4 separate regions of the Mus musculus genome follow, and all the other regions are linked to region 1. The links are chromatin loops, found by intact Hi-C in ENCODE. Cell type or tissue: left cerebral cortex. All regions are shown on one strand. Each heading gives the region's core, and the rest is flanking DNA. Links, peaks and the distances in the headings are about the cores only. Region 1 has its middle 9.3 kb from the start of Mir6349. Region 2 has its middle 14 kb from the start of Gm35222. Region 3 has its middle 68 kb from the start of Gm35222. Region 4 has its middle 76 kb from the start of Gm35222.

The links. A loop is a pair of places that touch in the nucleus more often than their neighbours do. Peaks named below come from ENCODE experiments on the same cell type or tissue, not always from the same donor. Only the 100,000 strongest peaks of a DNase experiment are listed, where the experiment ranks them.
Region 2: a loop joins it to region 1, with 8 times the contacts of the local background. A loop is called at or near these places in 4 of 42 quality-filtered maps.
Region 3: a loop joins it to region 1, with 8 times the contacts of the local background. A loop is called at or near these places in 6 of 42 quality-filtered maps.
Region 4: a loop joins it to region 1, with 7 times the contacts of the local background. A loop is called at or near these places in 8 of 42 quality-filtered maps.

The regions. Positions count from the first base shown.
Region 1 is chr1:39,173,836-39,181,560 of GRCm38, forward strand. No RefSeq gene overlaps it. Among named protein-coding and RNA genes, the nearest start is that of Mir6349, 9.3 kb to the right of the region's middle. In left cerebral cortex, for the core only: a CTCF peak has its summit at 3,713; DNase peaks (open chromatin) are centred at 3,544, 4,759, 5,322, 5,630 and 1 more place; H3K27ac peaks cover 2,364 bases.
Region 2 is chr1:39,009,465-39,017,189 of GRCm38, forward strand. No RefSeq gene overlaps it. Among named protein-coding and RNA genes, the nearest start is that of Gm35222, 14 kb to the right of the region's middle. In left cerebral cortex, for the core only: a CTCF peak has its summit at 1,414 (motif pointing right); DNase peaks (open chromatin) are centred at 1,424, 3,338, 4,179 and 4,573; H3K27ac peaks cover 1,677 bases.
Region 3 is chr1:39,091,372-39,099,096 of GRCm38, forward strand. No RefSeq gene overlaps it. Among named protein-coding and RNA genes, the nearest start is that of Gm35222, 68 kb to the left of the region's middle. In left cerebral cortex, for the core only: a CTCF peak has its summit at 2,805; DNase peaks (open chromatin) are centred at 2,151, 4,051, 4,656 and 6,293; H3K27ac peaks cover 2,845 bases.
Region 4 is chr1:39,099,894-39,107,618 of GRCm38, forward strand. No RefSeq gene overlaps it. Among named protein-coding and RNA genes, the nearest start is that of Gm35222, 76 kb to the left of the region's middle. In left cerebral cortex, for the core only: no CTCF peak of the experiment used is centred there; DNase peaks (open chromatin) are centred at 3,512, 4,151, 4,593, 5,446 and 1 more place; H3K27ac peaks cover 4,120 bases.

The DNA of each region.
Region 1 (7,725 bases), core at 1,622-6,621:
TTGTGGTCATCATTCTTGCAGCCCTGGGAAACCAAAGCAGTGGATGCTGCTCTCTTTGGCCTCAGAGCCCGCCATAGAACATGCAGTGTTTTAAGTACCTCACAGATCCAGCCCAGCCTCTTCAGAGAACCTGACCTTTCTGGCTCCCTGCAACTGCAACCAATACGGTTCCTCCGACACACTTCTAGCTCTCCTCATACCCCAGAGCTTCTGTGAGTCATGGCCTGCCATGATTCCCCTGAAGCCTGGAAGAAAAAAGTGAGTCCCAGTCTTGAGGTGGAGAGATTTGAGAGACTGGTGCCCAGTGACCAGGAAGCGTTTCACACTGAGCCCAAGGCTTGAGCATAACTCTTTCCTTCCTATCTGTCCAACCACATTGAGGGAGGTGGGCAAATCCTAGAACTGTTACAGCTCAGGTCCTGATCACACAAGGTCTCTCTCTCTCTCTCTCTCTCTCTCTCTCTCTCTCTCTCTCTCACACACACACACACACACACACACACACAGGCAAAGCTGATGAGGACTCCCTGTAGGGCGTGGGGAGGACCGAGGCACAGGGCAGCCCACCACAGGTTACAGAGATTAAAGAGGGCTAGCTGTTCCACTGAAGACTTGGGAAGAAGAGATTAATGGGAGTGGCTCGAAGGGCACAGGTGTGTGCAGTTCACCATTTTTACCAACATTCCTTCCCTTCCACCTGTGTGATCTGGTTTGAATGCATCCATGAACAGAGAGGTGTCAGTGCCAGTCTCTCTAAGCTTGAAAGACACTTGGTAAAAGTGATGGGAGCCAGCTCCTACCCCCTGCAGGGATGTGAAACTCCTGCTCACCCCTGCACTCCTGTGGGCCCCTGCTTTGTTAATGCAAACAATAGGATAGTGACAAGCAAAGTTACCAGTTTGGAAAACACAATATCTAAGACCAATGAGACGCTCAGCAGGTTTAGGGGCTTGCAGCACAAGCCTGGCCACCTGAGTTTGATTCCTGGGACCTACATAATGATAGAAGGAAAGAACCAGCTTAACAAAGATCTCCAAAGTCACACCATGGCACATATGTACACACACACACACACACACACACACACACACAACTTATACACAATAGCAATAATAATAACAAAGTTAGTTTCAATAAAATGTATCCTCTTGCTGTGTACTATATAAATTACCATACATGCTTAAGCAAAATTAACTAAATCTGCATGAACCCTTTCAAATGTTCACATATTCACACATACACATGTACAGATACACACATTCACATAAACACACATACACATATACACATATACACATACACATATACACATACATACCCACAAACATATCCATCATGCAGTACTAAACTTCCCAGCTGCTTCTATTGTTGTCTGTATCTTGAAATTTAACGTGTGTGTGTGTGTGTGTGTGTATGAATACATATGTGTGTGTTAGTGCCCTTAGAGGCCAGCAGAAGGAGCCAGATATCTAGGAGCTAGAATTACAGGCATTGTGAGCCACTGGACTGGGGTGCTGCCATCTAAACTGGGGGGGGGGGGGGGTTCAGGATGGAGCAGCAAGGGTGCTCAACTGTTGTTAATTGCTGAGTTGTCTCTTATGATCCCATTGTGTCAATGGAATGATGTGTGTGGGGGGAAAAAAAAAACCTCATGTTTTAAGGTCGTATGACTAGGTTGGGCTACGGAGCGTCTGTGCAGTTCCACAGAAGTCATTGAGCTTCTCTGACCTTCAACTCTATACAATTCTATCTTAGTTACTGTTTTATTGCTCTGAAGAGATACCATGACCAAGGCAACTCTTATAAAGAAAACATTTAACTGGGGGCCTTGTTTAGAGTTTTAGCATGTTGCTCCACGCTCATCACAGTGAGAAGCAGACAGGCCTGGTGCTGGAGCAATAGCTGAGAGCTTTACATCATGATTCACAGACAGCAGGTAGAGAGTGAAATTAAACTTGACAAGGGCTTTTGAAACCTCAAAGTGACAAACTTTCTCCTCCAAGGCCACACCCTCCTCCAAGGCCTCACCTCCTCCAAGGCCACACCCCTCCAACAAGGTCACAGCACCTCCAACAAGGTCACACTTCCTCCAACAGGGTCACACTTCCTCCAACAAGGCCTCACATCCTAATCCTTCCTAAACAATTTCACTAACTGGAGAACAAACATTCAAATATATGAGCACATCGCAGGGTCTTAGCAAGTAGGGTTCAGGGCAAGATCAGAGAAGACAGATCAGATAAAATCACCGAAGACCAGGATTCTGAGCTGAACGACATGGAGAGACACTGCCCCGACAGTGTTGTCAAAGGCTACACAGTCCCGCACAGGAGCAAGATGGCAGCTCTCTTGGCAGAGTAACCACGGTATAACTTTGGATGTCATTCCTATGAGTTTATCTCTGTGCCTTTTCTCTCCAGACCCAATGACCCTGAAGATGCAGCCCATCCTTCAGAAATCTCTGTCTCAGCAGTGATCGTGGATTCTGTTGTGCACAACAGAACACCCAGCTCCATATACAATCTGCATGGCCATAAGGATGGGTAAATACCCTTGGTGCCCCCACAAAAGCCCTTTCCCAGAGAACCATTGTAAGACATTTCTGTGAAATGACTCTTACAAAATGATTCTCTACTTAGCACCTGCGGGTTAGTATTTTATGGGATATCCCACATCTATTGCAAATAAATAGAACCAACACTTCACAGAGCTCTTGTAGTAGCTAGCCATCACTGTTATCTTACTCAACTTTGGCATCACCTAGGAGCTTGGTGAGGCACAGCTCTGGGTATCTAGGAAGGTATACCCAGAAAGAATTTATGACAGGAGAAAGACTCATTTCTATATGTAGGTGGAACTATCTCGAACAAGCTGGGGGCCCAGACAGAGTCAAAAAGGTAAAAAAGAAATCCAGTTGAACCCTGACAGTCCCTGCTTGCTTGCTTTCTGCTAAGGACAGAGTTGTTCCACTAAGCCTGGCCCCATCCTCCCCTGGTCCCCCATGATGGGCCGAGTCCTCTAAAACCATGAAAAAATAAGCTCTCTTTCAGCTGCTTCTGCCAAAGATCGGCCGCAGCAACGATAAACATTAACTCATATGACCTTCCCAAGTTAAAAAGAATTAATTCATTTAGAGACAAGCAGGAAAGAAGTCACTGAGGTAGAAGGTATGTAGAAACAGAGAACCCAAGGGCTCTTTTCCATTACTTTTCACAGGAGGCATTGATATAATGCAGGTTTGACCTTGGTAAATTCACCGAAGAGAATTCACACTTTCAACAGGGACGTCCTGGAACTCTGGCTGCGATGCGCCTCCATGTCAGACATCTCGCACATTTGGGCAAACTCCAGAGCTCATGCCGTTCTTAGGAATCGTCGTCTTCATTTCTGCTTCGTGCATAAATGTGATTTTTGCTACTGCAAATACCACCCACCGGGGCAAAGATAAGTGATACGGAGTGGGTTTTGCAAGTGTCTTTGGTATTTTTAGGAAAAGGCATTTTGAAATGTTCAGTTGTGTGAGACAGCCTGTTGTCGGGCAGAGAAGCAGGCCTGCTTGCCTGAGAGTCATTTCTGCGTGGAAGAAAGGTTTCTATCCTGGGCCTGGCTGCATCCGCCCTGGCAACGCTGACGCACAGAATGTTATTGGATTTGGAAAAGGCAACTTGGGGAAATGCGAAGCCTGAAACGCTGAACCAGGAGCAAGATGCCTCTTGAGGCGCCTGTGGGCATACACCCCAGGTCTCCCCGTGAGCCTCAAGCCGCAGGGGCAGAAGAGAGACAGCAGCAGCACATGGGGCTTCTGGGTCTTTTCCCAGCTGTTGTAACAAAAAGCCATATGCCAGCTGGCTTATAAACAAGAGAAAGTTACTGTCGCGGGACTGGAGGCCACACGTCCAGGATGAGAGGAACCGCTCCGGTTCCAATGAGGGCTCGTACACAGCCTCTTCCCTCTGTGGTTTCATGGCTTCTCTCCTTGAGACCTATCTACAGGTACCTTATGGCCCCTCACATAAGCTCCACTTCCCAGACCAAATCACCCTCAAAAGACCTGATTGGTAAGAACTTGAACGTAAATTCAAATCTCACGATGTATGGTGGTCGTGTGCATAGTTACTGCACGAGTTACATGGTGTTTTAGTTTTGTGGAACAGTGTTACATGTAGCTCATGCTGGTCTTAAAAGCGTGATCCTCCTGCTTCTGCCTCCCACATACACCGCCACACCCAGCTTTGGCCATTACATCTTAATAAAAAAAAATTTTTTTAAAGACTTTTTTAAAAAAGAATTTCAGGAGACACAAACACTCTAACCACAGTCCTGGCTTCAGATACTCTTACCATATGAATAAATAATAATGTCTTTAAAAACTGAATTGGTCTTATGCATTTAAAACTGGATACAATTCTGCTTACTGCTAGGAATTTAATATTAAAAATTGCCAAGCCACTAACAATCATCACAGAAAACTACCATATGGAAAAGTTATCAACATGTCTGTTTTGGAAGCACAAAATCACTGCAATGTTTTCAAGTATCAAAAAAAAAAAATCCATTACACACGTTTGGGGGGGGGGGGCAATTTTTCCTCCCCTAGGGGTGAAAACAACCCGCCCATTAATGAGGAAGGGAGACATTCATGTTCTCAGAAAGCGTGAAGGGCTGATTGCAGACAAAGAAGTCCTGAGAGCCCGGGCCCGCGGCTCCCACGCCTTGCGGGTCGTTCATGCGGGTTCTCTGCTCAGCCAGAAACAAGGCTTCCTTTTTCAGAAGCATGGTGGGAGTCAGGCCCTGCCATTGAAGATGATAGCTACTACATCTCCGGGGCTATTTCAACCTTCTGGAATAGACCGTTGGGGAGTAGGAGGCACGGGCAGTCATGAGTGTGTGAGCCAAGCTTTAAGTCAAAGAGTCAAAGTCTCTCTCTCTCTCTCTCTCTCTCTCTCTCTCTCTCCAACCCCCCCCCCAATCTCTCTGTCTCTTTGTGTTACAGACAGCGGGGACGCGGGGGGGGGGGGGCGGTTGTGGTCAGGGGTGTGGACGCTTGAGCACAGACTCAGCCAGAAAGCTCCGGTGACCCTGCCGCTTTCTCCGTGTGCAGTGCTGGGGTTACAGGCATGGGCCCGGCCAGACCCAGCTGTTTACATGGGTGCTGGGATTTGAACTAAGTCCTCGCGCATGTGCAGCAAGCATTTCTACCCACCGAGTTTTGTGCCCAGCTCAAAGTTCATTCTAAAAGTCTGCCTTGCCCTCGTTCTCTCTCTGCATTCCTAGCATGCTGCAGATAGCTCCTGCCCACCCTCTCAGCTACCCCAGATCTTGTGAGGAAATGCCACTGAACCACTCCAGGTGCCAATTCTCCTCAAATAAAGTGGACAAGCTCTCCCTGGGCTTGCCTTGCAGGGCTACCCATGCAGCTATGAGGGAAAGTTGTTTGGGAGTTCTGGGTCACAAAGGCATGAAAAGCCCCCGAGGGAGGGGTTTCCAAACAGAGAAGAACTTCACCCACACTGGCCTCAGATAAAATCGACAGCTCTGTCCTGCATCACTCTGCAAAGTTACCCTTCTTCCCACCCTCTGCATCTTCCTCAGGGGATTTCTGAAGTTCCTGTGGTATTGTTGGATCAGCAGACGGAGCGCACGCGAGTCTAGTTCCCACAGCTGAACGTTGGCGCTCTGATTAGCATATCAGCTTACTTAAGGTAACACTGTAGTTTCTCAAGAGGTTAAAAGGATTTCTTTACCACTGATAAGGTTTTACCATACCTTCTTCTCGTAGGAAAGAGAGTTCATAACACAGGCTGCTGAACAAGCAATGTCTCTACGGAGTAAGATATCTAGCATTAGTACTGGCCTCTAGATCCCACATGACAGTCCCCGAATGACCTCTTGACCTGCTTTATCCTGGCCCCCACTCCATCAAGCCTTTCTTAGCTAAAGAACCAAAAGCAGGATTTGAGCACTTCTTCGGGAGTTTCTTGTTTCGTTTATTTGCCCTCTACAGAATTTCTAAAAAAGGTTTGCCTCTGTCGAAACCCCAGCAGGACCAACTCTGAACCAACCACACAAGGGCTGCGCCGGCACACCAACAAACAGTCAAGAGAGATGGGGGCTGGCATCACAGGCTAGGAGGAGCAGATGGACTGAGTCACCAAGACCTCCAAATCCAGGGGCTCAGGATAAAGAAAGGAAGAAGGTCCGTGGGAACAGACGTGGGAAGTGATCGCCAAAGGAACCAAACAGGAACTGGGAAAGGCTGCGTACGTTGTAAATCCCCTATAGCTCATTTTCTATAGCTCATCGTCCACACCAGATATGGGGAGGACACTGGGGACACATGCCTATTGGGCTGTCTGGGCCTCCGCTTCCTCAGTAGCCAAACAGGAAGGTACCGACCTCAAGAGTGTGCTGTGAGCTTTAGACCGGCTTCATAGCCTCCAGCTCACGAGGTCTGACATTTGAGTATAAGGTATAATAGGCTCAGATCAACCTGTGTGATAAATATCACTCCCTCTCTGCCTAGGTCAGTGCACATAAAGTTTTCTTTGACAGTCAGACAGACACTGGGTTCTGAAGGCTAGAGGCAGTCCCTGACCCATACATGATATAAAACAGGGGTTGTCAGGCTGTAGGAACTGATCAGATCAATAGATAAAGCAGCTAGAGAGTACGGAAGGCATCTCCTGGAAGCAGATTTTCATTTGTCTCTACATCAAAAAAAAAAAAAAAAAAAAAACCAAAACAAAACAATGGTTTTGATGGCTCAGCACTAAGTGTATGTAATGCACTTTTGGAGAATACGTGTTTGGTTCCCAGCACACAGATGATATAGTTCACAATCACCTCTAACTCCAGCTCCAGGAAATGTGATGCCCTCTTCTGGCCTCTTCAGGTACTGCACTCATGTGGTGCATATAATCACACACACTATAAACAACAATAATAGTAGCAATACTAAAACCACATCTAAAATGTCAACCTCTAGACCCTTGGTCATAAGACATAGGGATAGCTACACATATATATGCCTACAGGAAAGCAACACCACAGAAGGAGAATGCACTCCTGGCAAAAGAACTCAAAGACAGTGTCTTGGAAGCCATGGTGCGTGATTGAGATCTTGAGATACAGGAAAATTCATCGGGTTAAAAAGGAAGGAAGAACCCATACTAAAAACCTGGAGCTGGGAGTGTCCATGTGGGATGGAGGTCAGTGTAGGTGCCAGTGGGGATTGACAGTGAGCTAGCTAAGAGACCATCAGGTTAATTCAAACCCTGAGACCAGAGAGGGAAAACTTGGTACGGTAATCCTTGAAAAACACAGAAGTTAGTACAGGCTGCAGAGTCAGAGCCACGAGTCAGATGTCACTCACAGGACTCTGGGGTTTCACAGTTGTGGGTAGACATTTCTGAGGGGTGGTTCAAAGTACTGTGATGGCCTGAGAGTTCAGAATGATAGCAATTTATCAGTTGGTACAAAATGTGTCAGTATGTCACCTCCTGTTTGGATGGCCGTCATGCACTACACGATCCCAGGCCTGGCTGTGGAGCTTTTGAAACCCACTGCCAGGGATGTGGGCATCAGTTTCCCTCAAGATGACCTGCCCATCCATTCTCAGGCTGCTCTCTAGACATCAGCTTTCAGCTTCTGCATAACTTCATGTGGACCTCCACCAGGAAATTGTGAAGCCCTGTGGCCCCTCATCTCCAGTTGTAACTCCTCTTT
Region 2 (7,725 bases), core at 1,339-6,338, 160 kb before region 1:
CACTTCAGAGGTTTAGTCCATTATTATCATGGCAGGGAGCATGGTTCCATGCAGTCAGACATGGTGCAGGAAAGGTAGTTAAGAGTTCTACATCTGATCTGCAGGCAGCAGGAAGAGAGAGTGACACTGGACTTGGCTTGAGCATCTGAAACCTCAAAGCCCAGCCACCAGTGGCATTTCCTCCAGTAAGGCCATACCCACTCCCACAAGGCCACACCTCCTAACCATGTCAAATAATGCCACTCCCTGTGAGTCTATGGTGGCCATTTCCATTCAAACCACCACAGCTGTCTTTCACGGCACGAGCATCTGTGGTTACTTGCTTTTTAATGACTGGCACTCTGACTGGGGGGAGCTAGAATCTCAATGTAATTCTGCTTTACATTTTTCTGATGCTTAGTGAGCCTCCAGGTTGTAAAAAACATTGTTATCCATCATTTGTATTTTATCATTTGGAAACTGCTTACTGAACTTGATAATCTATCAGCTGAGCTGTTTGGCTCTTTAGGTTTTTCTCGAGTTCTTTATATGGTTTAGATGCTAATCCTGTCATGTTCAACTAGCTAGGTTTTCTCTGATCCTGCAGGCTGTCTCTTTATTCTGTAACCACTTTCTTAGAATTTATTCCAAGAAGTGGTTTACAGGGTAAGAGGTAAATGCATGCTGCATGTACTATTTTTATATCTAATACTGAAGTTTCCTCTGAAAACATACCTAACATTAACACTTTCACAGATACTTTGAGTGCCATTAAACATCACAGATCTTTAATTTCTTGCTCATTTTTTTTTGTATGTTTGTTTTTTGTTTTTGAGACAGGGTTTCTCTATATAGCCCTGGCTGTCCTGGAACTCACTCTTTAGACCAGGCTGGCCTCGAACTCAGAAATCTGCCTAGCTCTGCCTCCCAAGTGCTGGGATTAAAGGCGTGCACCACCACCACCCGGCCTGCTCAATTTTATTTTAACTGTCATACATTGGTAATTTATGGCTCCCCCCGCCCCCTTTTGGCAAGGTACAAGGTGTTGAAGATAAAACCCAGGGACTTGATTGTTTAGATAAAAGCTCTACTGTTGAGGTCTGCCCCTGAGACAGGGGCAATAGAGGTAGCTCCATGCAACAGGGACAGTTTCCATGGCTCAGCTACCCTTCTGCAACGTGACATGGAAGCCATGATTTCCTGTGGGCTTCCTGCCGCGGAGCTGCGGAGCAGTGTGAGTGCTATACTGACCCTGATGAGAGCAGTGAGCGCTGCTAGCCTGCAAGCCACAGAGGGCAAACACCGACCGACCATTTGCCACCCAGGTGCTCTTGCATCCTAGGTTCCTGGACCAGAGCTGGTTTGCTTTGCCTTTGCTGTAGTAGGAACTACACTTTCCTGCTAATCCTGTTGGAGCAAAGTGGAAAGAAGTCACCACTAGGTGTCACAACGAGTCAAGTTAAAGCCTAGTTGTGGCGAATAGTTAAAGGCATTTAGTGTGTTCAGCTCCATCTTTTATCAAGCACCTGTTGAGCATCCGCTGGTCCTAGGGAGCTCGTCCAGGCCGGGCCTCCTGGCTTGGTTAAGGAAAACTCAGTACCGGGTAGAGAGGGAACTCGGGTTGATGGAGGAGGCAGAAGACTTTTCTTGAGGGAGATGCCTTTTGCAGTGTGTGTGAAGGATCAGGACAGTGGGACATTTGTTCTTCTTCCCAGGAAAGCACCCTGAAATCTGGCCTAGCGCTGGCTCTTGCCCCAGGTTGAATTTTTCCAACATGGAAGGGAACTTTGGTGGGAGTGGTGTGGGGGTCAGGGGGTCAGGGAGCTGTGTTGATGGCTTGTTCTTAGCCCAGACTGGTGGTGCAGGCCTGTAATCCTAGGCATTTTCGAAGCTGAGGCAGGAGGATCTCAAATTCAAGGACGGTCTGGGATTCAGAGTATGTTCAAGAACAACATACTGATACTCCATCTCAAGATAATGACGATGATGATGTTGACAATGACAATTGTGATGACAGAGGCTTGGAGATGTGCCTCACTGCTAAAACCTCTTGCCCCATAAGCATGAAGCCTTAGGCTCAATCCCCTGCACTAAAAAAAAAAAGAAAAAGAAAAAAAAAGTCATTCTTTACCTATTTTATTAAGATACTGCTTTGTTTTTTGCTTTGTTTCTTTCTTCAACACAATCAAGAGAATCTCTCTGAGACACAACTATAGCTCAATCTCATGCAGCCCCTCTTTCTGTGAGATTCCCTTCACAGGCGATCCTGCATTGGCTGACTAACCACCACAGGCCTCTTTGTTGAGTGTCTGAAATATCTTGTAATAGTAGAATAAATCCAATGCTAGTGGCTTAAAACAAGAGGAAAAACAAAAACAACAACAACAAAATAAAACAAGCCAAAAAAACAAAAACAAAAAAAAACAAAAACAAAAAACAAAAAACACACCAGGCCTTGTTAGTCCTTTTAATTTATATTCCTTATATTGAAATTCAGCACAAAAACTGAATTGAATATCCCAAATGTTTATGAAAATAGTATTTATTTTCCTAAATCTATTGTTTGCTGGTGGGATTTTGGAGCCTTCTGAATGAAATTCTCCTAAATAATAATATTATTTTTTTAAAAAATTTTCTGGTTGCTGGTCTCCTGGGCAATTAAGTGTTCTCTCTGCTGCCCCCCACCTGCCCCATGCTAACACCCCACATCCCCCTCTCTCCAGGATCTTTATCCCAGGATAGCCTTGAACTCAGTATCTTGGCAAGGATGACCTCGAGTGTCTTGCTCCCACCTTCCTAGCGCTATAGTTACAGGAATGTGGGAGCACAATTATTTTAGTAGTTTTTACAGGAATAACGTTGGACTCTGAGAACATAGCATTTGAAAGAAAAGTTTTCCCCATCTGCTGAGGACCAATCACTAGGTTACAAGGACAACGTGGGACATTGAGAGTTTTAGGGTTGGGGTGGGGCAGGAGATAGGAGATCTCTAGGGCTGGGGGACACTGAGATAGAAAAAGTATAAAGAAAGGGACAACAGTTTGAGGTTCCTCAAGCTGCAGGTGTCTAGCCTTGGTATCACCTACTGTGTGCCCCTTGAACCAGTCTTGCAACATCTTCCACTAATGTGTGGTACCTGTGCTGTCAGGCAGACGTGCACATGCGCACTCACTCGCTCATGCACACACAGGTGTGATCCATTGGGCCACTGTTCCCATCTCCACCCTGCATCTCCACCACCAGAAGAAACCTGTTTGAAGGCTGTGGGTAGTGAGCTTGGCAGGAGCCGGGGGCGGGGAGCAGCATCAAGAGAGGCTTTTCCTGTACCCTTTCCCTCACAGCTTTGGATATATTCCATCATCTCCCACGCACATTGCTCATAACACGTTAGTCACCATAATCTTAATCTACTGAACAATAACATTCTGTGCTCCTCATAGCGCCCCGGAAAGTGATTTCGTGGCTGTCATGACACTTAACACAGCGTCGCCACACTTACTTTGGAGAAGTTAAGCTGCTCGTGGGGTTTTAGTAGCAGAAGTTTAAAGCACAAAATTACCTGAATTGACTCACACAAATGGCAAACAGTTTTTCACAGTGAGTTTAATTATTTCTTTGCTTCCTTTCCTCTGCTTGGAATATTTGCCTCCTATTTGATCATTAAAGTATGCCTGCTCTGAGGTTACCTGCCTTGTACCCATCTCTGTCTCATATGCTTAGGATCATGAGGAAGGTGTTTGGATTCAAGCTCTGCCCTTGCCCTTCATTATTAATGAAATATGGAGATGATGCATCCATAAAGGTAGCATGATGGTTTGAGATGGTTCACGACAGGCGAGCCATACCAACTCTCTGATCAAAATCTGCACTGTATGTAAGTTCACCAATAAACATCTGCAATTAGCCAGGCCCCAGCCAATCAGAAGTTGCATCATTTGGGTCTCCACCAAGCAGAGCCTCAATACACAGATTTCCACCAATGGGATTGGTTCGTCCTGAGGCAGGAGTCGCAGGTGGAAGCAAAATGACCACACAAGACTTCCCTGACTCAAAACTCCTGCCTAGCACTTGGCAGTAAAACCCTCCACTGGCCTCTCCTCATCTCCACGACAGGCTCTGGGGCTGAGAATCTCTGCCTGTCACCATTGCCGTTCTGCATCTTGGTAATCTGATTTTATGTTTTGAGTAACAGTGGCCACACTCTAAATTTGCTTGTCTCTTCAGAAGCCTCCTAAGTTCATGAATAAGCAATAAACATCAGAATTATCCTGGCCAAACTTGGAGTTCCAGTCATCACAAAACACATCCAGCAGGAAAGATGCATAGCTCGGTGGTAAAGGGTGCATACTGAAGACCCCGTGTTCTTACACAGACACACACATACAGACACACAGGCACACACACACACACACACACACATGTGCATACACACACATGCACACCACACATATGCACACACACACACACACACACACACACACTTTCATGCTGTTTGGGCAGAATGAACCTGGGTGTGTCTGTGTGCATCACCAGCAGCCTCTAATACTAGTGGTTCTTTGAGCACCAGCTGCTCTACCATCCCTCTTTACCATGGCAACATTTCTGGAGAATCGCTGCTGTGGGAGGACTTGATTCTTCTGGTTGCCGTAGGCTGACTCTGAGCCTCCCAAGCCCCAGAGACTACCAACCATGTATGCTTGGTCCTTCACCTCAGTGCCGGGACCTGAACTTAATGCTCAGGTTGACGAAGGTCGGGGGTCTTGCTTAAACAGAAACGAGTCTATGGATGAGGATGGAGGCTGAGGGATGCCTGTCCCATCCTCATAGCAGCGCTTAGAAGGGAGAAATGCTTGATGAGGTGGGAAAGGTGGACAGAGGGGGATGCTTATGATTTGGTTGATAGAAACTGAGATGTCCTCTGGACCTGCATCCACCACAGGAGTTACACTGGGAAGGGGCATTGGGTAGGCTCCAGGGCTGCCCTACCTGGCAAAGGGAGGCTCCAGCTGAAGGCAGCACCAGTTGTAACTGCTTTCCCTTTTGACCCAGAAGGCCGTAGGAAGGATGAAGGATAAAAGATGAGGCTTTCTCTACACATCCAGGAGAACCAATGCATACTTGAGAACCAGACTCTCCCCGTTCGTGTGTCCCTGGAGTCCCGATACAGTAACAATGTTGGTCACCATGGAATCAGAGTAGTCTTGCTCACTTGGAGGTTGGCTCAGACAAGACGATGACTTTCCTGAAGGCACAAAGGTTTAGCCAGAGTAGAATTCAGACTCCTCATCTTCTCTTCCACTCTGCTTTCAAGCTTGCCTCTGTGCAATGGTTAACTTTGACTCTTGGCTTGAGAGACACCTAGATTCGTAAAGCCCTGTTCTGCATGCCTGGGAGGACACTTCCTAACATGGGAAGGGAATGTCCATGTGGGACAAGAGAGGAAGAAGGAGGAATCCCAGTCATACAGACATCCTCTGCCTGCTCCCTGACTGTCACAAGGCATGCAACCTCCTGTGACATGTGATCCTGTCTCCCCCCCCCCCCATGATATTCTGTCTTCCCATTAGCCATTCTAATGGAGGCAGCTGCCCATGGGATGATGCCCCTGGGACCATGAACTAAGATAAACCTTTTTTCTTCTTAACATAATTTACCTTGGATATTCTGTCATAGTGATAGAAATGACAGATAAAGTCAATGCCTGATTGGTACCCTGCATCTTCATGACTGTCCTCTATACACGTCCACCTGGGGACAAACAGCTGAAGAAAGGGTTTGGAATGGGAAATTAGGCCTTTGGTACAGAGGCATTGGAAACATCAAGTCACTCAATAAACAGCCTGCTGCGGTCCCCCAGTGGTTTTTATCATTAGAGTCTCTTTGTTAAGGGGCCAAGAAGACATTCTGTAACAAATCTTTGTGGATACACGGTAATAAGCAGCAAATGAGCAGAACTCAGCAGAGTTGCTCTGTTGTCTTTAATAATGTCTGGGATGGGTAAGAGCCCTCTCTTGTAGGAACCCCTCTGTTAAGCCCATCACTCTCACACGTGTCCTCTGATACCCTAAAATTACACACGCTGAGAGAGCCCACACTCCCCTTCCTACCTCTTCTTGCCCATCTCTAACCTTCTCCTTCTTCATATGATCTGGAGAGTCTGTACACCACCTCCAGGCTCAGTGATCTTATTTCAACATCGCCCATGTGGCTTGCTGCCCATCAATCATCACGCCTCCGAGCGCACTCAGGGCACCATGTTCCTGTGGTTTATCGCTGTTTCTCTGATTGCTGCCCTGCTTCCACTTTGCTCCCTTTACAATCGATCCATCGTCTAAAGGCCACAGAGTGATGCTTTCAAAATGCAAACTCCATTACATCACTCTCTGGTACACTCAGCCCCGCCTCCCTCACCCACACTTCCACATCCCGCCATTATACACGGGCTCTGAAGCTCCTCTAGCCCCTGGCCCCATTCCAGAGCAGGGACATGTACTGTGCGTGTCCGGCTGCAGGCCGATGCCTGTGAGCTTTGCTACCCCTCACAGCCCAGAGAAGATGTGGGAGGTTTTAGAACCTGCGCATTATTGGCGTTGAAGAGAGTCACCAGAAGGATGGAAAGGGTGTGGTTACTAAAGCTCGTCGCCTGCTAGATCCCAGCCTGGCTCTGGGGCATGGTAACAAGGTTCTTTTGGGGGTACCTTACAGCTTTTCTGGTCACAGAACACAGGATAAGTGCCTTAACCCAGCACCACAGGCTAGCCCTGCCAGTGCTTCAAACGTTTAATGAGCCAATGAAGAGGAGAGAATATAATAGTTTGTAACTATCAACTTTATAGAATTTAGAAACACACTCGTGTGTGTGTGTGTGTGTGTGTGTGTGTGTGTAGGCCAGAGAACAACTTTAGTGTCCTTTCTCAGGTACAATCTACCTTTTTTATTATTATTATTATTATTTTTAAATGAGATATGGTCTCTTACCAGCCTGGAAGGCTAAGGTGGCTAACCAGTGAGTTCTAGGAACCCACCTTTCTTTGCCCCCTCTGCTGGGATTAGGAGCGCATCACATAGTCTTTTTTTTTTTTTTTTGTAAGTTTTGAGGATCAGATGTAGGTCCTGGAACATGGACTGAGTCATCTCCCAGCCTCACCTAGGGCATTGCTGAGGCACACCTGTGGGTGTCTCCAGAGAGATTTGAAAGGAAGGAAGCCAGCTGAGAACAGGCATTTCCCCTTTCTCTTCTTCCTGGCTGGTGCCCCACAGTGATGGACTACACCACTCCGAACTGTGAGCCCCCAACATAAAGTCATTCTCCCTTAAGTGGTTGATCACAGCAACCAGACAGGGAATTAACACATGGAGGGAGGGAGAGAGGGGGCGAGGGACAACAGACATGTCAGGCTTTCGTTTTTTCTAACTCTCTACTATTTTCCATAGTTGGGTTTCAGGGTTTCAGATGGCTTTCTGTGCCTGGGCATTTTTATCTCTGTGACTCCCTCCTTCCACAGGAGTGCATTAAAAATTCCATTTCTTTTTTGGGTTGCTATGAAAATGGATATATCCCAAGTTCAGCTCATAGTATTATTCTTGCTTTTCCCTCTCATTTGAAACAAATTAGGACTCTGTGAGCCCCGACACATTGTTGCTGGATAGTGAATGCACTGGCATGTTCAGAGCAGCTCCCACTTCTTTATCCTCCATGGAACCTTTCCCCGGCAAGGGCCTGGCAAGGCAGGAGCCCCTGGGGTG
Region 3 (7,725 bases), core at 1,651-6,650, 82 kb before region 1:
ACAGTGCTTTGTTGAGGTTCCACACACAGGAGATTCTAGCTTGTGACAAGTTGATGTTAAAAGTCAACCATATACAATAGAGAGAACAAGATGGTTCAGTGGGTAAAGACGCTAACCACGAAAGCCTGACAACCTGAGCCCAATCCCTGGAGCCCATATAAAAGTGGAAGGAAGAAGTGGGATTTACAGAGTTGTCCTCTGACCTGCACACGCATGCCCATTGGTGTACACACACACACACACACACACACACACACACACACACACACACGCAAGGTGGGGAGAGTAAAAAGTAAATACAATATTGAAAGAGTGCTCAGGATGGATTTCCCTGGTATGACATGGCTTCTCTCTGCCACCACTCCATGCAAATTAGCCTTGGATACTCTTCCTTCTTAAAAGAGTCCATAAGTTCAGAGTCCATAAGGTCAGGTTTGTTGTTGTTGCTTGCTTGCTTCCTTGCTTGGCTCTACCTTGGACTTTTTGGTTTCTACCTCAGGCTCACTGCTTCTCTGCTCCTCATGACTTGGCCCCAGCTCGGCCTTGTCCACCCATCTAGCTGGCCTCTGTACAGATGTGACCTCAGCCACTTGGTCTTGTCTCTTCCATCCCATCTCTGGGCTCTCTTCTAGGGACTTCGTTGCCTCTTCATCTTAGCTCTAAAAGATTTGCTTCCCATCAAACCCCGGGCAACCCTGGCTATGTCCCTCCATCTTGAAACAGCCTCATTTCCTCCTTAAAAGAGAGAGTCCATGAAGACACCTTCTCAGCTTCAGCATTTCAATGGGAGTGGGGGATGGGGTGTGGGGTGAGGTGGGGCAGTGGGCAGGACAGGGGGTTCTGCGTGACTAAAAGTTACTGGGATTCCTGAGTGAGAAAAAGCACGGGTGGAGAAGACAAGAAGGACCTGACAATTACTTGTACCTGCGACCTTCTTTTCTCCCCAGGTCACTTCCTCCTGATTTTTCTCCGGGCACTTTGGAATGGCCCTTCCAGAGCTCCATACCAAACACCTGATCATGTTGATGGAAGGCTTTCTTCATCTAATCTCATTTCTGAGACCCAGAACCCAGACTTCCAACTGCCCACCACGCATTGCTTCCTAGGGCCTGGGAAGCTTTCATAGACTTTATCCCAATCCAAGTTTCAAAATGGAATTGTCCTGGTTTCATTTCTGGTGGGGATAAAATTGCCCTGACAAATAGCAACATGGAGGTGAGAAGGGTTTATGTGGCTTCCAATTTCAGGCCACTTTCATCATTGCAGAAACTCAAGCCACTTAGTCACATCACATCCACAGTCAAGAACAGAGAGGATACAACTCCTTCCTCCCTTGCTTCCTTTCACGTCACACTTCTCTTCTCTCACACTGCTTAGGATCTCCTGCCGAGGGGTCGGCGCTGCCTGTTTATTCAAAAAAATCAAGAATGAGGAAGGACATGTGGCTTACACAAATACACATGCACCTGTGCCTATACCTGCATGCCCCCCATACCTACAGGGACACACTCGCACACAAACACACACACACTTGCAAGGACACACACACCTGCAGAGACACATACACTCACACTCTGGCAGGGACACACACACCTGCAGGGACACACACACACACCTTCAGAGACAAACACACACACACACACAACCCTGCAGGGACACACGTACACACACACACACACACACCTTCAGGGACATACACACACTTTCAGGGACACACACACACACACACCCTTCCTCTCTTCAATCTCTAAATGAGTAGGCAGCTTGCAGCTACAGGAGCATTTTGTGCTGGTATCAACAATGTGGTTTGTTAACCGGGAGTGAGATTTCTAGATAATTAGGATATTCTAATTTTCTGGGAAAAAAAATCATGAATTTAAAATTTTTCAAGCCATACTGTGCTTTTCCTTAAGGTAGATAGATGTTACATTGCTATTAAATGTCATCCCTAAACTGATGTAAATATGAGGCAGGATGTCATCTTTCTCACCTGCCAGCCATATGTGGTACAACACTTTTCCTTCTTCCACACTCAACAGCTTGCCCACCTAAACCCTCTGTGCACTGCCTCCCTCTGTCACGGTTACAGACAGAACCCGTGACAGCAGCACCCTGTCAGTCACCTTGGAAACTATGGACCAAGATGCCAGGCACATAGCTGGCAGGTGACGTTTCAGGGGGTGCATTTCCATTCTGCTTCTGGGTGGAGAAGGGTGTGGTTTGGATCGCTCATTGCTGTCAGAAGGAAAGTGGAAATATATGTATTCACAGTACAAGTTGCAGCACCTCCAGCAAGATCTACCACCACAGCAAAAGAAACCCATTCTATCCTCTTGCTCCAAGTGATTGATTTATACTCAGAAAGATGGGCATACTAGGTATAATACACACATACACACACACACACACACACACACACACACACACACACACACACACACAGAGTGAGAGCCTGAAAGAGGATTTTAAAGTGGTGTTTGCAGTCCCATTAAAGTTCAGTCGTGATGGCAGAGCCAGAGTGAAAGGCCAAATCATTAAAGTACAAAATGCACCTGATAGATAATAGATGGCCAGTAGGAAGCGTGGATGCAAACGCACAGGGCTGGGGGAGGGGAAACGCACCACGGGGGTGGGTGAAACCAATACCTAAGGTGCCAACCCAGCACCATTCTGCCATGATTTGGAGATGGTGTGACTATCCCCCAGGGGCTCCTCAGTTGGAAGCTTGCTCTCCAGTATGATGGCACTGAGTGGGGGAAACTCTCAGACATGAGATCCAGTGGAAGTGAGCAAGATCACAGGACACTCTCTAGCACCCCTCTTGGAAGGAATCATTGCTGATCTTGCAGAGTAAGTTAGCGTCCTCAAGAACAAGGGGCTGTGAAGAGAGTTTAACCTCCGGATCTGTCTGGCTTCCAGTCTAATCGTGTGATCCGTCCCTCTTGTACACACCGTTAATATGATATGTCCGCCGTGAGATAATACAGCCAGCAGCCTCACAGAAAGCTAACCTTCCGTTGTCCTGTCTTAGATTTTCAGCCTCCAAAGCTGTGAGCCAAAGGAAACTCTTAATTCCAGCACTTGGGAGGCAGAGGCAGGCAGATTTCTGAGTTCGAGGCCAGCCTGGTCTACAGAGTGAGTTCCAGGACAGCCAGGGCTACACAGAGAAACCCTGTCTTAAAAAAAAAAAAAAAAGTGTCCATGGCATGATAATCATCTTTCTAAATGCCTCCAAAAGTGGAAGGGCTGTCTGTCTTTCAGGTCCGAATAGCAGACTGAGGCTGAGCTGGGAGGCAGAGGTGCCTCATGCCCCTGGCAGTCCTGCAAACTGGATCGCTTCCAGTTACTGCTTGATTCTGGACTCGGACTCCTACAGCCAGTTCCCAGCCCCACTGACTAGCTGGCAGGTCAGAGTGGGCACCCACCTTGTCAGCATGCTCTCCCTCCTCTCGGGGACACAGCTTGTAAGATGGTGGTGGCGTTTTAAAGGTGTTCTCTCAGCACTCATCCGAAAGTGCCTGAGGCACACGAGTGTGCAAAGTACCGAGAAGGAAGTTGGCCAAATAGGTTGTGGGCGAGATCTTTCTAGTCTCCAGAGAGACTACTCCACATTGCTCTCTGTCTCTGCTTCTCTCAGCCAAGAGATGTCACCAGCCCAGCCTGGCTAATGGCACATCCTTATGTGAGCAGCTGATACGTCAGCTGCTGGGTTGACACAGGTAGACCTAGAGGTCCTAGAGGAGCTCATGACCTTCTCTTGCCTCTGTAATAGTCTCTGAGGCGTGATGAAGAGAGTTTGGTCATCTTTGGTCCCTCCTAAATAAAGTCTTCCTAAGAATGAAGACAATGGGAAGAAGCTCAAACAAGAGAGACCAGAGGATCCTTTCAGAGCCCTAAGATTCAGTCAAATCGGGAGCCAACAAACACTATCTTGAGACATTCCCGTTGCGGAAGTTCACACCCACTTTAGGCTGCACCTGTCTCTTGCCACTAAAAGTCCTGGAAAACACACACCACCCTCTCCAGATTATTTAGAGAACAGGCCTCTAAATAATGACAATAGGAAGAGCCAATTCTGCTTCTCATTATACATCAAGTCATCCTGTGGGGAGTCTGGTCCTACATAGTGGAGATTCTCATTCCAGAGACCTGGGTGTGGTCTGCACTTCTTGTGGTTTCAGAGAGTAAAGAGTAGTGAAAACAGGCACTTTTAGGAGATCTGTTATTGAGGGGGAAAGGAGACTTGGTGCTGTTGGGGTGAAATCACAATAAGATATCATTTAGAGTCCTTCTACAGAGTCACAGAAGGGTCGTCACACACTGTGACTTGGTAAATCTGGACTAGGTCTTTCTGATAATGACCCTCAATATGATGACTGCAGGGATCTTACTTGGCATTTTAATCCTAGGAAACCGTTTTCATCTGCCCTTTAGGCTCATTCTATGCCTGGCAGTGCTGGCTTCCTTCCTGTTTCATCTACTCTGCCTGGATACCAGTTCCTGTGGATCCTTTGCCCGGCCTGGAAGAGCCTGGCCATCCTGACTGAGCCCACTCTCCACAACACACACAGCATCTTTGTGCCTGTCTCTATCTACCAGGGTCTTTCCCCAGCCCCAGGCTAAGTTTCCCATCTCTGCATAAGGCATTTTACCATAACATCTTCATTTAGCTATGCCTTTCCCACGCATAATGCTTGGCGTCGTCAGTGCCACAGAATCCGGAATCACTCGGGAGGCAAGCTTCTGGTCATGCCTGCGGGGGAACTGTTTTGATTAGGTTAACTGAATTGAGATGACATGTTTGTTGTGCATGGGACTCATCCCCAGGGCTGGGGTCCTAGGCTATGTGACATGAAGGAAGTCGGCTAAGCATCCATTGCTCTGCATTTCTGATCATGGCTGGCACGTGACTAGCTCCCTCAAGCTCCTGCTGTAGTGATCTCTCCACTTGGATGGACTCTAACCTTGGACTGAGAGCCAAAATGGACCCATTTCCTTTTTGTTAGGGTGCCTTACCACAGCACATGAAAAGACGCTAAGACGCCATGACTGAAGGAGACTGAAGGAGAAAGTCAGAAAGCCCTTTATGCTGTGTTCAGAGAGAGGTGAGCAAGAAGTGCACGTTCTTTCTGATCCAAGCGCTGTTCTAACTGACCATGGCCACAGTGTTCAGGTCAATCCCTCATCCAAAGAGCTTCTTGCATCTTAGCCTCACCCAAGCCTATGCCCGGTGCCTTCTGATTCCTAGAATCTCAAACCCCCTCAACTCCTGAGCACTGACTACAGGTCCATGGCCAAAAGCCAATACAACCCTTTGGAAATAGTTGCTGGGTGTGTGGGGAGAAGCCAGATCTAGATCCTCAGTCCTAAACCAGTAGAACATGACCCTCTGCAGCTGGGCAGGGACTCAGCATTTGACCACACTGTTCTTGTGCACACTGAAGACATTCCGGCCCTGAGCAAGGAACACAGAGATTAGTGCTGCCAAGCTGCCAAATTGTCCTCCACCCCCACCCCCACCCCTGCACAGGTAATATGGCAGGGGCTCTCAGATGAAAGGCAGGAAGGAAGGAAGGAAGTGTTGGGCTTTTGACTAGGTGATGTTTCAGAAGTTTCTGTTTCGAACACCCTGAATTTGGAGGGCTGAAAACAATGATTATTTTTGGCCTCGTTATCCTTCTCCTATTTAGTGGGTAATCATTGTCAGAAGAGTATTGACTCTTCCCTGGCCTAGCCTCATACAATAGTCTAAAAATAGGGCTTTGCCTCTGAGTTCTTGATGTTCTCATTCATATATATATATATATAGGTCCATTGTCCATTCTAGCTTGTCTGCGAACATCCATTTTGCTTTTCTATTTCCTAAAATAACCTCTCACATTCCTCTCTGAATGACTTCTCATTTTCCACATGAGCACAGAGGCCCTGTGCTGGTCAGAGCTGATCTGCTCCACCAACCAAGCCCTACTTCCTTGGGTTTTCTATTTCATCTCATGATCCAGAGGAACAACGCAGAACTAGAACCTTCTTGGCAAATGTCTCACTTGCAGATGTGAAAACATTCCCACCCTGCCCACTTTCAGAGTTAACCTAATCATAGAGACACTTAGAGGAACCTGTCTGGGATCTAAGTGTCACCTCTAAAAACGAGGCCCACGCCCCAGCTCTGAGATGGGAATTCATTGGAAGGGAGACTGCAGAGTGACTTCGCAGAAGGAACGTGCCAGGGAGGCGTATTGATTCAGTGTGAGCCCTGGAAATGGCATTCCTCTGCTGGATGCTGGGAAGTTCTCATGGGCAGACATATTGCAGCCTTGGCATGATAGCGGATCCTAACGCCCTAAATAGCACGGCTTCTTTTAAAAATCCCTCTGGCATCTGCCCACAGCACCCACACCCAGGAAATGGTGGGTGGGGTCTGTTTGCACCCACTGCGGTGAGCTAGAACAAGTTCACTCACTCAGGAGAGGAGTATCTTCGGAGGCAATGCTTGCAAAACACAGAAGGGCAGCTCTTCTGTGGAGCCATTCCATTCGCTTTGGCTTTCCCTTCTGTGGCTGAGGCCCTGCTGTGTCTACACATATGCTGCTGCCCAGGCCCACATGGTGAGGCATCCCCAGCCCCCACTAAAGCAAAGCCCCCTTCATCTGCTTGGCAGCAACACCTTCTAACCCTGCATCTGAAGGCCAACATGTCCTGGATCCACAGTGAGCTCACTGCAGGACCAAGACTTCCAGTTCTTTTGCAGCCACCTTGCCTAAGCCTGGTTTTCCTCTTCCTGCAGGGCTTCCCTGTGCTCATCGGGTTCTGGGGAGATGGACTCAGCAGGATATGGTTGACTCCATAATGGGGTTCTGTCATTCTGGGAAGCCCCAGTCAGTCCCATCAACCAAGACTAACATCTATTATCCAAAGGCTTTTCAGAGTCGCCCTTTTTGTGCATACTTGCCTATGCCATCTGTTGGACAGCTGCTCCTACACAAGGAAATTCATGAGCAGGAGAGATTTTTAAAAATCTAGCCTGGTACCGAAAGCAAATAGCTTATATAGAAGTCTTGTGTCCTCCCACTCTGTGGTTTACCTGGGAAAATGCACACCAACTTTCCAAAGACAGAGATACACACAATGATGTGAATGCCGACTCTCGTCTATGCAAGGCTATGGAAGACCCATGTGAAACCTTTGCTTTCTCATTCCTCATGAGTCAGTGAGCTGAGGAGGCCTCAGAAGTTTCTTCTGTCTTCTTTGGGGTGTCTCATGGCCCTAGAGTCAGGTTGCTGGGATGTCCTGGAGAGCTTCATCCACATATCACCATGTGTGGTTAAAAGGCTGGGGTAGTTGGCCTTCTCATTTGGTTCACCTGGTCACCCACACTGCTAATTTGGGCTCATTGTGGGTTGGTGGCCCATTCTGGAAACTGCCTGCAATTTATTCCTGCTGGGGGAGGGAAAATCAGTTTTCTCCAAAGTAATGTCATTGGGTTTATCAACCACACTGCAAGGTAGGCCCCATGCCCAGAAGTCATTGGCCAACACGGAGCAAGCATTCTTAGAGGGCAAGCTTCACCGTGACCCAGCCTCCCTCCAGCTGCCATCTCTCTGTGCTTTGGATGAGCCAAGGACACTCTAGAGCGCACCGGAAGGCAAGATTTCTTGAGCGGTTTCAAATGCAGCAGTCTATCACCAGCCATCATTCCACAGATCCACGCAGGGACAGCCAAGTCTG
Region 4 (7,725 bases), core at 935-5,934, 75 kb before region 1:
CCTGAGAAGACAGTTTAGTTGGTAAAGCGCTTGCCATGCAAGCATGGGGACCTGGATTTAATACCTAGAAACCATGTTTTTTTTTTTTTTTTTTTTTTAAATCCAGGCATAATGGTGCACATTGTAATTCCGGCTCCTAGGAGGAGAGACAGTGGATCCCTGGTGCTCACTGGGCAGACAGCCTTGTCTATACAGTGCATTCCAGGCCAATGAGAGACTCTGCCTCAAAGATCACAAGGTGGATATCTCCAAGGAATGATAGCTAAGGTTGACCTCTGGCATCATCATACATACATACACATGCACACACACATACACATGCACACACACACACACACACACACCCCAATAATAGTAGACATAAATAACCCCCTTTTTCTTTTAGAAAAATAAAAACATATATTTGTCAGAATAGTAGTATATCATGTGTCCATATTCCATCTTTAGTATGGTGATGGTTACTTTATGCCCCATCACAGTTGTGTGTGTGCAAGCAGAGCTACATGTTCACAACTTATCTTTTGTTTTACCCATATACACCTCTAGATAATTTTGAGGTACATCCCAGACACCACACCATCACATCTGTAAACATCTGCAATGAATGGTGAAATAATGGAACTGGATGAAAAGAACCAGGCCAAAGACACTCACTTAATGATTCTATGTGTTTAGAATTCTGTAACTGCAAACTAAACTCTATTGACAGGAAGTAGGTCAGAGACTAGGGACAGGACTGGGAGAGGCAAGTGTTATGGTTTGTATATACTTGACCCAGGGAGTTGCACTATTAGAAGGTGTGGCCCTGTTGGAGTAGGTGTAGCCCTGCTGGAGTGGGTGTGTTCTTGTTAGAGTGGGTGTGGCCTTGTTAGAGTACATGTGGTTTTGTTGGAGTGGGTGTGGCTCTGTTGGAGTAGATGTGTCACTGTAGGCATTGGCTTTAAGACCCTCATCCTAGCTGCCTGGAAGCCAGTATACTGCTAGCAGCCTCTAGATGAAGATGTAGAACTCTCAGCTCCTCCTGCACCGTGCCTGCCTGGATGCTACAATGCTTCCCGCCTTCTTGATAATGGACTGAATCTCTGAACCTGCAAGCCAGCCCCAATTAAATGTTGTCCATTATAAGTTGCCTTGGTCATGGTGTCTGTTCACAGCAGTAAAACCCTAAGAAATCAGCAAGAAAGAGAGAGAGGAATTATAAAAATACTTGACAGAAACTTTATGGGATATAAGTGTGTTCGTTGTCTTGGTCCTGTAATACATTTACAGGAGGCTGCAGATGTCACAGTTCAATGGACCAGACACATTGACATTAGGTAGTTAATTCTACATCAATTATGCCTCAATTAAATCAATCTTTAAGTAACATATTTAAGTTGATGGTTAATATTGGTTTTTAAAGACAATCATGAGTTTAGAAACTGAGAGCAATGTTTAAAATAATTTTCATTGTCTGTTGAATTGTGTTGGCATAAACACTTCAGAGTGTGTGATCTCCTGTCAGCAATGCCATAAGGGCTGACTTTCAGGGTCTTTTAACAGCCTTATCAAAGATTTCCTTTCCTTTTTGTTGAGGGATATGTGTATGTTCGAGTCTATGTACGTACCTGCAGAAGCCAGAAGAGGGTGTCAGACCCCCGGAAGTAGAGTTACAACCCTTGTGAGCTGCTCTGGGTGGGTGCTGGGAGCTGAACTCAAGTCCTCTGGAAGAGCAGCAAACCATTTTAACCCATGAGCCGGCTCTCCAGACCCTGCTACACAGATTTTGTTCAAGCCCTGTTCCCCCACAGAATCTTTTTTGATGTAACAAGTGTCTAAGATACTTATTTCCTTTCTAAAAAGTTTTAGTTAGAAGAAATTTTTTTTTGTCTCTTGATTCACTGCCAACATGTAGGTTAATCGTAGTATGGCCTTAACTACTTCTAGTTTGATAAATTGGTTGAAGTTTTCATTATAGGAATTATATAAGTGTTCGAGGATGCTCCCTGAACCGTTGAAGGAGAGCAAATTCTCTGTTTTCAGTATATAGATCTCAACAACTGTTAAACACCAGCTTTCGTTGGATCTGCTTAGTTTTGGGATTTAATCTGACATAAATTTGGAAAGCTTCCTGATGCCCTCACATCCCCACGTCTTCCCACAGCCTCGGTAACTTACCTGTGATTCTGTTGCCGTGCGATTTTATGTGCATCCATTTCCTGACAGCGTTGCTATGCAATGTATCCTTTAGCACTGCAACAGTCCCTTCTCTGTTATATATTTTTCCCTGATTTCTTTTTTTTTGGGGGGGGGGGTGTTGTTTTTATTCTCAGGTTGACGGACCACATTCTCTCACCCTGTGATTGCCTGTCTACTCTTGTGGTTTGCCTTAGCTGTGCCGCTTCAAAGTCATTCAAATCAAATGTTGCTTTACAATGTGGCATGAAAGTCATCTGCCCTCATGAGTGCATGGGTGTGTGGTTCTTGATATGGTAGATGAGCGCATCTAAGACCTGTCACGTGATTTTGTTCTCTGTATAGTCAGTTAGAATCTCTGACCAGATCAAATGAGAGAAGAAAGGAAAAGAAAGGAAGAAAAAGTAGGAAGACAGACCTCAAAACAAGAGAATTAAGTCCTGATATTTAAGTCCTAACATTCTTTCTCTCCCTTCTATCTCTGCTATGGCTGCTAATACAGTCATTATTGATTTTTTTTTTTTTTTTTACTTTGAACTTCGATACTTGGCATGCTGCTATGGTTTAAATGTAGTTTGTTCCCTCAGTGGTTTGGGTAGTAAATGTTTTGGTCTCCAGGGTTGTGCTGTGAGTTCCTGAAGTGCCTCTAGATGATGAGGTTCCCAGGGGGAAGTCCCAAGTTTGGCAAGCTTTGATTTCCTCTTCTCCTGCATGTGGCCACATGGACCAGCTACCGTGAGCTCTTCAGCAGAGCCAAGCTGGTTCAGACGCAATCAATGTCCTGGAATCTCTAGAGTTTAATCAGCTTCGGGCATTTTGCTATAGTAATAGAAAATGAACCCATGCATGCCTTGATTCTTTAACTTTAAACCCTTGCCTTTGCCTTGACTTTATTGATGTTTTAATTACTCTAGCTCCTGTCATGGTTACCTCTCTTGTCCTGATTTTTGTCCTATTATTTCTACCTTGTCAAGACACAGAGTATTTATGTTCTATCATGAGTTCTAGTAACCCAGTTACATTAATTTTGTGCCTAAACCTAGTAAATTACTTTTTGTAAATAGTCAAACTCTTGGCTAATGTTTCCTTAAGTCAATTCTCAGTTGGTCAAAGTTCATTCTCTGGTTGTTCACTCTGAAGGGTTCAGAGCTCTGCTTTCAGAGCTCTCGTATGTTCAAAGCTTTTCTCCCTGGGAGAGCGTGTATGTTCACAGTGTTTTTCCATAGCCTTTATAATTGTGGAACAGCTTGGATGATATAAAATTCTTGCTTTGCACTTTCCTTAAATATCTTCTAAATGTTTCTCTGTCCTCTTCTCTCGGTGAATGCTGTTTTGCTAAAATCCGAGTTCACCCCGAGTTTTGTTCTCCTTGTGCACGATTTAATGTGCTGTTCTTAACTCTCCAAATGATGCACCCTCGAGGTCCAACAACGTTACAGACTGCACCTCACGTGGAAGCCATGTAAGACAAAGCTTCCTGGTACAAGGTACATAAACATCCAATAAGTCGGGAAATGTTTCTGAATTCTGTTCTGTTGTGTGTCACAATCTATTGTTTTGGCTTCCCAGAGACTCAGATGTCCCAGTGCTGGGTTCCTTTGCTTCCTGGCTCTCACCCTGGATTTCTCATCAACAATAACCTCCATCGTGTTCCTGTGCCCCCCTCACCCCACCCAGTGCCTTCTGCACCGACTCTGCTCCCTCGAGTGCTTCTGCTTCCCTCCCGAGTCCTCTCTCCCCACCTCCCCATACCTCATCTTTCATGTTCATCTTGAATTGCAATTGAATTGTGTAGTTTCCCTCCACAGTCAAAGTCATTATGTCAAGATGCTTTCTTTTCCTTTCTCATCCAAGGTGGAACAGGGTATATTTTTCTAGTGTGTGTTCTTCTGTTTCTGTGCCTGACTGGGTTTTGCTTTAGAGCCTGCTGGTCTCGAGGCCATCCAGCCTTTTAAATTACTTATAGGGTGTGTGCATTGAACCCGTTCTCCCAAGACAAGGACATGCCATGAGGATTTTTAATCCCTAAATATCTCTTTCTGTTTCCAAGGGAACAAGTGGTTTTCTCAGAAAAACTGTGTGTTCTTTACAGAGCTCGGTCATAGCAACTTCTCTGAATCAAAGGCGGGTAAGAGTCCTCTCCCAAGCCCATACATAACCTTTATGAATCTTCTCCTAGCAAACTACAAACAAAGGAACAGAGAGCTCCCTGTCTCCAGAAAGGGCACTTCTATTTGCTCTAAGGTCTTCTGCAGCTGGGTCCACCTGCTCCTGACTCTCTTCCTGTGAACTTTTTGTTCCATGCCTCTCCTGCACATGTTTGAGAGTCTACAAACGACACACCCCTGTGTTTTAATGCAAATCACACGCATGAGTGGTTTTATGAGGAGAAAGGAGCACCATGCTCTTTTCCAAGTCTGATGCTCTTGGCCAGCTCAGCCTCAGCTCTTCTCCTCCCGGGTTTGGTAAGGTGTAGTCAAGACATGAGGGAGCTGTGGTCTTTCCCACTCTGGTCTGCCCCTCCTCGCTGTTCAGCGGGTAATAAGGTCTCGTGCAGCAAGGAAGAGGTCAGTGAGGATGAGAGTAGATGTAGAAGCTAGAGCAAAGGATTCATGCATCATCTAAAAACATTGACTAACACACACACACACACACACACACACACACACACACACACACCCACCACTGTAAACCAAACTAGAAGACACCTATGGGCCAGTAGTATACCACTTCTGTTCTTTATCATCCCTAGAGTCCTTCTTCATCGTAGATTAGGGATCTAAACTCTTCCCCCAGGCTGTCAGGCTGGGTGTCTCCATGCTTTTAAGTTCCTGCATCAAAATAACAACAATGTCCAATATCAACAATAGAAGGTAACTGAAGACCTTACCAATCAAAACTCATCAAACAGCCTCTCACTGTGGATTTTCCATTCAAATCCGTTTGCTCCGTCTTTCAGCTTGTCATCCTGTCAGCCTACTGGCCCAGCTCTCTGAACTTCTTCTGGTTACGTGACTCTTCTTTGCTTAAATGAATTCCATCCAAATATCCCGTCTGAAGTTTCTACTTTGGCACTATCTGCCTTCCAGTTATCTCGATGGCTTTTTCATCTCTCCGCCAGTTCCTAAGGCTGTCGTTGACAGCTGTGTCATCTACATCACTGTGTTGTGTGGGGAAATGCCGCCTTTTAACTACACTATACAACTCAAGCTTCTGCCCTTTCTTACTCTGAGCTCCCTGCCTTTAACAGGCCTGGTTATGGCTGAAAGGTTCTCTCCTGGCTCGTGGTGTGAACACTTGCTCTCTAGCTACAGGAGATGGGGCCTAGCTAGTCATTGGAAAGGCGTCCATGGGGTCTGGTATCCCCACCCACTTCCTGACTTCTGATCTACCCTCATGTAAACAGCTTCTCTCATACACTCACTTCCACCACCATGAACCGAGTAGCTCAGCCATGCCTTCCCTAAAGCACAGTGGTGTCCACGACCAAACCCACCTGAAACCATAAGCCGACAAAACTCATTCCGCTCTAAAGTTATTTCTGTCCCCTGGTTTTAGCGTCAGAACAGTAAACAACCCCAGTGCCTTCTTATCTTGCAAGTCCTCAGTCCTGGCTGTCCTGGGGCAGGGCAGGCGGCAGATGACTCATGCCCTGCCTGGCTGCTTGCTGAGTTAGATTTCACAGTCACAGATTTCTAGTCTTATAACCACACACAGATGACGGAGATTTCAGAGAGAAGCTGGGCAGCCCGGAGCGGACAGACGCAGACTGTGTGAATTATGTCCACAGGACAGAACAGCCGGGAGTTGGGGAGTGAGGTGGGGAGAGAAGAAGGTCCCATTGTGTCACCTGGGGCTCCATGGAGCTTTCTTTACTGTGGAACAGGCTCAGAACGTTGTTGGAGAGCGTCCTGTGTCAGGAGAGGCCAAGGACGCTGGGCAATTACCAGCGATAAACAGACTGCCATGAAATAGACCAAGAACCCTTTCCAATTAGGACAGTTGGATTTAAAAATTAGGATTTAATTTTTCCTTCCCCCCAGAAATAAGAAAGGGAACTAAATGCAAAAATCTGTTCTTTTCTTCCAAGAGACTTTAAGTAGCAAACAAGCAAGGTGTCAGGCCTGGGAAAGCCTTCTGTCTAGGCTCTGAGTAAATGAACTTGCCTTTTGGTGGGGAACTGGAGTTAAAATTAAACAGATACATATGCATAGCTCCCAACGAGAAGGATCCTACACGTGTCTTAAAAAGAAACCCGGTCTCACTGAGTAGGACAAGCAAAGAGAAGAATACAATAATCCCTCCTTAGAAATCCATCAACAGCCTCTCTGTTTCCCCAGCAGGGGACGGTCCTCTGAACGGCTTAGCAAATGTCTTCATGGTCTAAAAACAGATGAGAAGCCTTTGTCTAGGCTCTCTGGACCACAGCCCTTGTGGTACCTTAGTGACAAAAACAACAGGCACTTAAAGAGTGGCCTTGCACACCGCCACATCAGCCCCAGGCCCCATGCAGTCTTCAGAGTCTCTGGACACATCTGTAACCCTTATACCAGCTATCTGCGCTGACCTATTTTTATGTAACGTTGCATCCAGTTTCAAATTCAAATTTAGGTTCCATATTCTTAAAACCTAGAATAGTGCCTGGCTCATTGTTGATGCTCAATATATCCAACTTCCTTCCTGCTCCTAATTTCGACCGTAATTGAATGTGAAACCTGATCCCACGGAGTTCATTTTTTCTCCAACACAGCCTTAGATGCAGGCCAGCAGGCAGCTGTTGGGAGCCTTAGGGACCAGTGGAATGCTTGGATGACACTCCCAAGTCTTCAACTCAACTAGAAAAGTCACTGTGTCAAATTTGGTCTAGGGACGTTGGCAGATAGTAACATCATCCTGGGTGGTGTAGATTTGGGAATTTCTAGAATGAACTTGTCACCAAGAGTCAGTCATCTAAAAATTTCCCATAGGCCAAGGCTGTCGTTAGAATGGATCTCACCATGGTTTTGCTTTGTTTTTAACTCTCACACACTTACTTGGTCTCTGACTCTACATTCTCATTTATTGTTTCAGTAGACAGGAAGACCTTTGAGCTTCACCATGGGCACACAGTGAAGCCCACAACAGTGAAGGAGCACTCTACCCTCAAATGTAGAGATGGGGAAAAAGGGAGATCCAAGGCCATTAGACAGCATCTTCCTACTTCGGTGTCTGGCATTTCTGCCAATAGAAATGCTCACCAGCCTAGAGCTCTTCAGGAAGGAGAACATGTAGTCCTCCCTGTGGGAAGAACAGCAATGACCTCTGACAGTCCTTGCTCTATGATTCAGGGATGGCTCCTCCTCTCTGGTCACTGTCCACTGCTGCTTTCTTCCAGCCTGTGGGATGGGTTTCCACTAAAACCATTGGGCAGGCAATGAAGACAATTCTGCATGATTTCTTCCCAGCTCATGGGAGGAGGAGAGGAAACCTTTCCTATTGCCTGGTCCAGTCCTCACTGCCCCTCCTGGAGAGTGGAATCCACTCAGGTGCCTGGCCTTTCATGGGGATCTG